Linked DNA regions of Homo sapiens: region 2 is linked to region 1. The links are chromatin contacts, found by Hi-C or POLR2A ChIA-PET in ENCODE. All regions are on one chromosome and are shown on one strand. Each heading gives the region's core, a stretch centred on a gene start or an enhancer-like site at or near the end of the contact. The rest is flanking DNA. Distances are from core to core; before and after follow the strand shown.

Region 1 (3,158 bases), core at 70-2,569:
TACTTTTCAATTTTGCCTAGGATCTTGAATGCTCTTGCTGACCGTGCCTGACTTGGGGTTTCAGAATGCCTTCAGAAGTCTCTAAAGTAGCCTACACGTTTTCTAGTTCAGACTATTCCAGCAGTTTCTGTCAATGTTGTTGTATATCTCCTCAGGAAGAGCAAAGTGTAGAGAAATATGACCTTCCTAAGTAAAAAGTAGGTCAGATCAGTAGTGTTGGATAAGCCTCCTTCTGTTGACTCCTTCCTTAGTCTTCTCATTCTCCTTCATAGTGTTTTGTATTGTCACATAGCATGTCACGTAGTAGGTTCTCAGTGCTTGCTAATTCTTATCAAAGAAGGCAGTTTTGGATCATTGACCACAAAATCTGCTCTCCTACTCCCTACTTCTTTTTTGCCTTTTAAGAAACTACGCTTCCTTTTTACTGGTGTCAGGAGCACAGAAGAAAGAACAGCTGGTAAGGAGTAGAGAAGGAGAAAGAAAACTACTTTTTGAAGGTTAGGAGAAATACTGTCCATTGATTTACTTCAGCAACTGCCTGACACATAATAGATATTCACTAATACTTTCTTTGCACCTCATAGCTTAAATGTCTTGAAGAAACAAAAATTGAATGCACAGGATCAAGGCACTAAAGCTTAGATAACACACTCCTGCATCGTTTCCCTGTTTTATCAAGATATCTTTCATCTTTATATCCGGCAATTTAGTGGCAACTCTTCGCTTTCCAACTGCGCACTGAGTCTTTCGGTCTCCTCCCCATTTTCCTAGTCGTCTTCGGTTGTGGATGTTGTAAACTCGACCATCCGTCTCTCAAGGTCTTTGGCTTCAAGGTTTCCCAATGCTCTGGAGCTGTCCAAGCCCCGGTACTCCGGGGTGGAAGACCTCAGATTCATTTGACGGGCTTGTGGAGGTTGGGGGTCTGCGGAGCCCCGTGTGGGTGGGGCTGGGCGCGGCCGGGGCGGAGCCGGCGAGGAGCCCTAGGGAAAGGGTGAAAGGCACAGTTGAGAAAGGCCCGCCGGGCATTGGTTTCACAGTTTCCACGAAGGCTTCGTGTGCAAGCCTGAGGAGTTTAGGTGCCTCCCTCCTGCCTCGCCTTTCTTGGTTCTAGAACCTTCAGTAGGCTTTTCTGGGTTGCAGGGACCCGGAAAAGCAGCGGCTTCCACTCGGGGGGCGGGTCCCAAGGGTCTTGCTGCTGCTCTGGGGCCGTTTGGACTCCTGGTGTTGGGGGAGGGGTCAGGGAGGTGCTGCTCGCGTCTCCTTTTGCGCCTGCGCGGCGGGCTCCGAGCGGGTAGGAGCGCGTGCGCGGTGACGTGGACGTCCGGTGCGCGCGCGCAGGCTCTTCAGCTGGAGCGGACACACGGTGTGCGAACCGAACAGAATAACCCGCCCCCAGCGGGATGTGAAGGACTCCGGGTGAGGCCGGCCACGCCCCGCACGGTAACTCTCGGGCCTGGGTGGAGGGCATCGCTTAGTACTGGCCCGATTGGAGTTTTTCGAGAGTTTGAAGCTCTTGTGTATTTGAACGGCGTGAGAAACGTTCCGCTGAGAGAGCTTCGCACGCCCTCGCCAGGCCGGGCCTTGCGCAGGGCCGCCTTTGGCGCGCCCCTGTGGTCCCTGAGCGAGGCTGCGCATGTCACCTCGCGCGCGTCCCCGGCCTCACTTCCGCGTCGCTCAGCTACCTAACTGGGAACATCGACGCCAGAGAGAGCGGCCACGAGGCGGGAGGGGTGAGAAGCGCCCATGGCTCGGCCCTGCCCTCGCGTGTGTGGGGTGCCGCTCCGCGTGGTACGGTCCGCGTGACGACTTCTCGCCCGGCGCCGGGCTCTAGGTCGAGAGCCACGCTTACGCGCTTTTCAGTTTAGAGCCTAGGTCTCGTGGTTCTAGAACTCCAAGGGAAACGGTGTCGGCGTCGCTTTTCTGAGAACTTGGCGCAGCGTTTTGACACCTGTGCAAACGTCTTTTCTAACAAGTAATTTCCGGCCAAATTGTTTGAGGCAGGACGTCAAGTTTAATAAAGGAGGGCGAGGAAGTGAGCTGTAGGAGTGGGGACTTGGTAAACAAAGGACCGGTGGTGTGTAAGTGCAGAAATGAGGGAGGGGAAAACAGGTGGGAAGAGCAGGTGTTATTTTCTTTATTCCTCTGTGGGGCAGCCTTTTACCTAGTTCTGTTTATGGGGTTTCCCGTTTCTGTTAAATGGTCAAGTAGGTCTCTGCCCTCAGTGCAAGGTATCTGGGACATTAACATCACCCCCCCACCGCCCCCCCAAAGCTCCAGTAGCCAAAGTTGAGGGATCTATGTGTCAGAAGAATATGGGGAAACTAGGGATCGTTTCAGACTGGGTCGGGAGTGCAAAAGTGGTAGTGTCTTGCTGTACAGATTTTTGCCTTGCCTTTCGAACCCTGGGAATGCCTTCTTTCTCTGGCCGGGGTGGAAGCAGGAACGGGTAAATGAGGTCTGAAAGGAGGGGTTACTGATGGCAGACCAACACGAGAAACCAAAGTGCACTCTTTTATTGGGAAGATAACTTTCCCAAGGTTCGCCTCGCCGGAGCAAACACGTGGATCATGAGAAGTCTCGAGCCCACCCGCGCGTGTTGTTGTAGAGCTTGCCAGGCTTATGCGGCTGAGTCCCTGGTTAACAACTGCTTGCTCTGTTCGTTCTTTTTGGGCACGATGCCGCGGCTAGGCTGCAGGGAAAGTGCCTGGGGGCGGCGTGACGGCTGCTGGGAAGGGGGTTGGCAGGGGAGGGTCTGGTGGCTGGTTCTGTAGTCTCCAAGGTAACAGAACGCGGCTGGGTCCCGCAGAGCGATCATCGGGTTCCGGCCGGCGGCACGTGATCTGTCGGGACTCTTCCCCGGAAGAGCTTTCCTTGCGGCATTTTTTCACGTGGTTCTTGGCCAGCTGTCCTTTGCAGTTGAAAAGCGGCGGTTTGTGGGTCATTAATAGTCGACGGCGTCTGCTCCTCTCGGGGAAGGCAGTGAGACCGAGCCTTTTACTTTCCTGCGTATCGGAACAGCGCTAGTGTTTCTTGCCGCCAACGGTTGTTTCTAGCGTTTGTGTGGGTTAAGTGGGTTGGGTCCACTTTACAGAAAACACAGGCTAAAGACTTGAGGAAATTCAGTGCCCTGGGTACCTTGGCATACTTACTTCAAGTTT
Region 2 (3,194 bases), core at 319-2,818, 430 kb before region 1:
GGAAGTTTCGGTGAGCTGAGATGGCGCCTTTGCACTTCAGCCTGGGCAGAAGAGCAAAAACTCCGTCTCAAACAACAACAACAACAACAAACAAACAAAACTCTAGTTCTTCAAACTAGAACCTCAGCTTGCAGGGAACGTGTGGGGCCTCAGGCTAAGCTGTAAAGCCTTAGGTAACACTTAAAACTAGTAACTTAAGTTGACCTGGGAAAGCCTGCTACGACAAAAATATCCTGGTACTTGGGTACTAACAGCAGTCAGAATTCGGTTCTTCCTTATCTTATACGTGTTCTAACCAAACAGGTGTGAAGGGGTAAGGCAGGTGAAGCAGTAAGAACTGGTTCACCTGAGAGTAGGCACTAATTTAACGGGTGGCTTTTACCTTTTTTTTTTTTTTTTTTTGAGACGGAGTCTTGCTCTGTCACCCAGGCTGGAGAGCAATGCCGCGATCTCGGCTCACTGCAACCTCCGCCTCCCGGGTTCAAGCGATTCTCCTGCCTCAGCCTCCCGAGTAGCTGGGATTACAGGCACGCGGCACCACACCCGGATAATTTTGTATTTTTATTAGAGATGGGGTTTCTCCATATTGGTCAGGCTGGTCTCGAACTCACGACCTCAGGTGTTCTGCCCACCTCGGCCTCCCAAAGTGCTGGGATTACAGGCGTGAGCCACCGTGCCAGGCCTACCTTTTTAATCAAAACAAACAATACACCATGAGAATAAAATGCAAAATTTCTCATTTTTAAGACAAAATAAGGAACTTCAAATAAATGGCGGACCATAAGCTAGGAATTCACTGTCCTCCATCGTTAGGGCTTTTTCCTCCGAAGGAAGTTTGGGAAATCTGGATCCTAATTTCAGCCAAGTGGTGCGTTCCTCGAACTTCAGTCTAGAACTAAAAGAAGAGGGGCTGCAATGAAGGAAGAAGTCTCGGGACGCTCCACGCCACCCGGCGGCGGTTATCAAATCACAGGCTGAAAACCTGGAGAAAGGTCCGCGACGCCGGGGACACACGCCGCAGAGGCGACGCCCGCCCGGCCCAACGTCCAGTCTCGTCTGTTTCCCGAGGAGCCAATCAGCACGCGGCCCCGAGGCCGGCTCCCCAGCGCCCCCTGCGGCCGGGAGGAGGACGGCAGCCAGGAAAGATGAAGAGCGCGTGCAGTCCCCGAAGGGTACACCCTAGGGTTCCCCCCCACGCGAAGTTTCTCTCCGCAATCCGTGCCACCTATCGAGTAGGATTCCTAGTGTTCGATTCCTGTGAGAAAAGGTAGACTACGCTGCCTGTCGCAGGTTAGTTTGTTGTAAAACTGTTGGTCAATGACGTTGCCCTTTTAATTGCGTCGTTAGCGACCGAGTGGCATCGCCCCTTTAAGGCCGGTGGCAGCTGCGGTTCCGGGGGCGGGGTCCGTCTTCAGCAGGACTTGGGCTGGAGCTGGGCTGATTCATTCGGGGCTGGAACTCGAACGCTGACGTTGGCTCCTGAGCCGGGCGCTGCCTCGCGCCTGATTGGCGGGTCCTCGGGGCCGCCCTCCCCAGCGCACCACCCCTGGGTTCCCTCCCGGGTCCGCAGTGGAAACACTGCCCTCTCCCTTCTTGACCCCTAGCCCTTCCTTCCCTCCCTCCTTCCCTCCTGTCGCCGTCTCTTCTGGCGCCGCTGCTCCCGGAGGAGCTCCCGGCACGGCGATGGGTTCTCGGGCCTCCACGTTACTGCGGGACGAAGAGCTCGAGGAGATCAAGAAGGAGACCGGCTGTGAGTTCGGGTTGGGGGTGGGAACGCCGGGCGCCTCAGGCTGGCCTCACAACCAAGGGCGGCTGTCGCTAAGGTCTGGAGCTCGGGTGCCTGTGAGGTTGGGGGGTCCTGGGCAGCCTCCAGGTTTGGGGACCGAGAGCTGGAAGACCTGTTCTTCCAGCTGCAGCTTCCTGGAGCGGGGCTCTAGCTACTGTGGGGCTGTCCTTCCCTTCAAAATCGGGACTCTTGATCACTCGTAGAGCGTCGACGCCCCCCTTTTCTGCACCCTGCCCATCAAAGTCCCCGAACTCCTTTCCTTTCTGTTGCCTCGCACCACCCTTCCCTATGAAGAGGCATCCTGAACAGTAGGTAAAGCCCGAGAAGCAAATTCAGGAACTCGAGATGGATTCTGTAGAAAATCCGTTTCTGGGTAAGGACCTAAAACCTCTGACAACTATGGGAAATTACAAACAAGTTCTTGTCACAAATTGGGAAAACCACCCAGAAAGCAAGACCGTGTAGTAAGGCTTTGGGAGACATGACCCGATGCCTGGAGACCTTTAAACAATCAGGGGTCTGGGATTGTGAGACTTCTTTCAATCTGAACTTCTAGAGAAAAAACACGGATACTGTGACCACCAGTTTTTTACTTACACGACGATACTTGCTGTCCTAATCTCATATATGTATTGATTTCTACTATGCTGGTGTACTTTTTTATTCGCTATTGAAATTGGATGTGCTCCAAAAATCTCCGTGTGAATTTGTACTAGGAACTGATTTTTTTTTTTTTTTTTTTTGAAACGGAGTCTCCCTCTGTCAACCAGGCTGGAGTGCAGTGGCGTGATCTCGGCACACTGCAACTTCCGCCTCCCAGGTTCAAGCAGTTCTCCTGCCTCAGCCTCCCAGGTAGCTGGGAGTACAGGTGCCTGCCACCACGCTTGGCTAATTTTTGTATTTTTGGTAGAGATGGGGTTTCACTATGTTGGCCCGGCTGGCCTCGAACTCCTGACCTCAAGTGATCCACCCACCTCGGCCTCCCAAAGTGCTGGGATTACAGGTGTGAGCCACCGTGCCCTGCAGAACTGATTTTTTTTTTTATAGTCCAGTCTCTTCCTCATTAGTCTGAACAAAGGAGCAAAAGGACTCGGGATTCTGAAGCGCTGTAAAATACCATCATAACTTTGAATAGTCCTTGATAATGCAATGTATGATACAATTGTATTGATGCATACAATATTTTATCTTTTCAGTAAACCTTTATGATTCTTATTGAGTTAATGAAGGATGTAGCACCTGAGCTCTGTCTCTTCATCATACTTGTCTTTGATAATGACATGACCAGTAACTCACTCCGGCCCATATGCAGATAGTACTGAGGAGTGCTATGGGGAACTACAGAATTTTTCAGGCCTGTTTAAGTGCTGTTCTCTGCTTTGTGACAAGTTCAACTTTCTGGAGTTTT

What was found. A loop is a pair of places that touch in the nucleus more often than their neighbours do. ChIA-PET counts read pairs that join two places held with the same protein, here RNA polymerase II (POLR2A). Pooled maps may share reads with other maps.
Region 2: a map of B cell shows a loop between it and region 1 (26-fold over the local background). The contact joins the promoter of CHP1 here to the promoter of MGA in region 1. A Hi-C loop is called at or near these places in 2 of 168 maps with a recorded cell type or tissue (B cell and CD8-positive, alpha-beta T cell), 6 of 37 single-sample maps with no recorded cell type and 14 of 50 pooled maps. POLR2A ChIA-PET finds 5 or more read pairs at or near these places in 1 of 52 experiments (CD4-positive, alpha-beta T cell).

What each region holds. Positions count from the first base shown.
Region 1 is chr15:41,659,086-41,662,243 of GRCh38, forward strand. MGA (MAX dimerization protein MGA) reads left to right here and starts at 1,320. Exons shown (of 24, transcript NM_001400225.1): 1 at 1,320-1,440.
Region 2 is chr15:41,229,700-41,232,893 of GRCh38, forward strand. It overlaps CHP1 (calcineurin like EF-hand protein 1), which reads left to right and starts at 1,569. Exons shown (of 7, transcript NM_007236.5): 1 at 1,569-1,750. The coding sequence starts at 1,684. EXD1 (exonuclease 3'-5' domain containing 1) reads right to left here and starts at 1,058. Exons shown (of 12, transcript NM_001286441.2): 1 at 780-1,058. RefSeq lists a silencer at 1,083-1,142 and enhancers at 1,263-1,332, 1,353-1,412.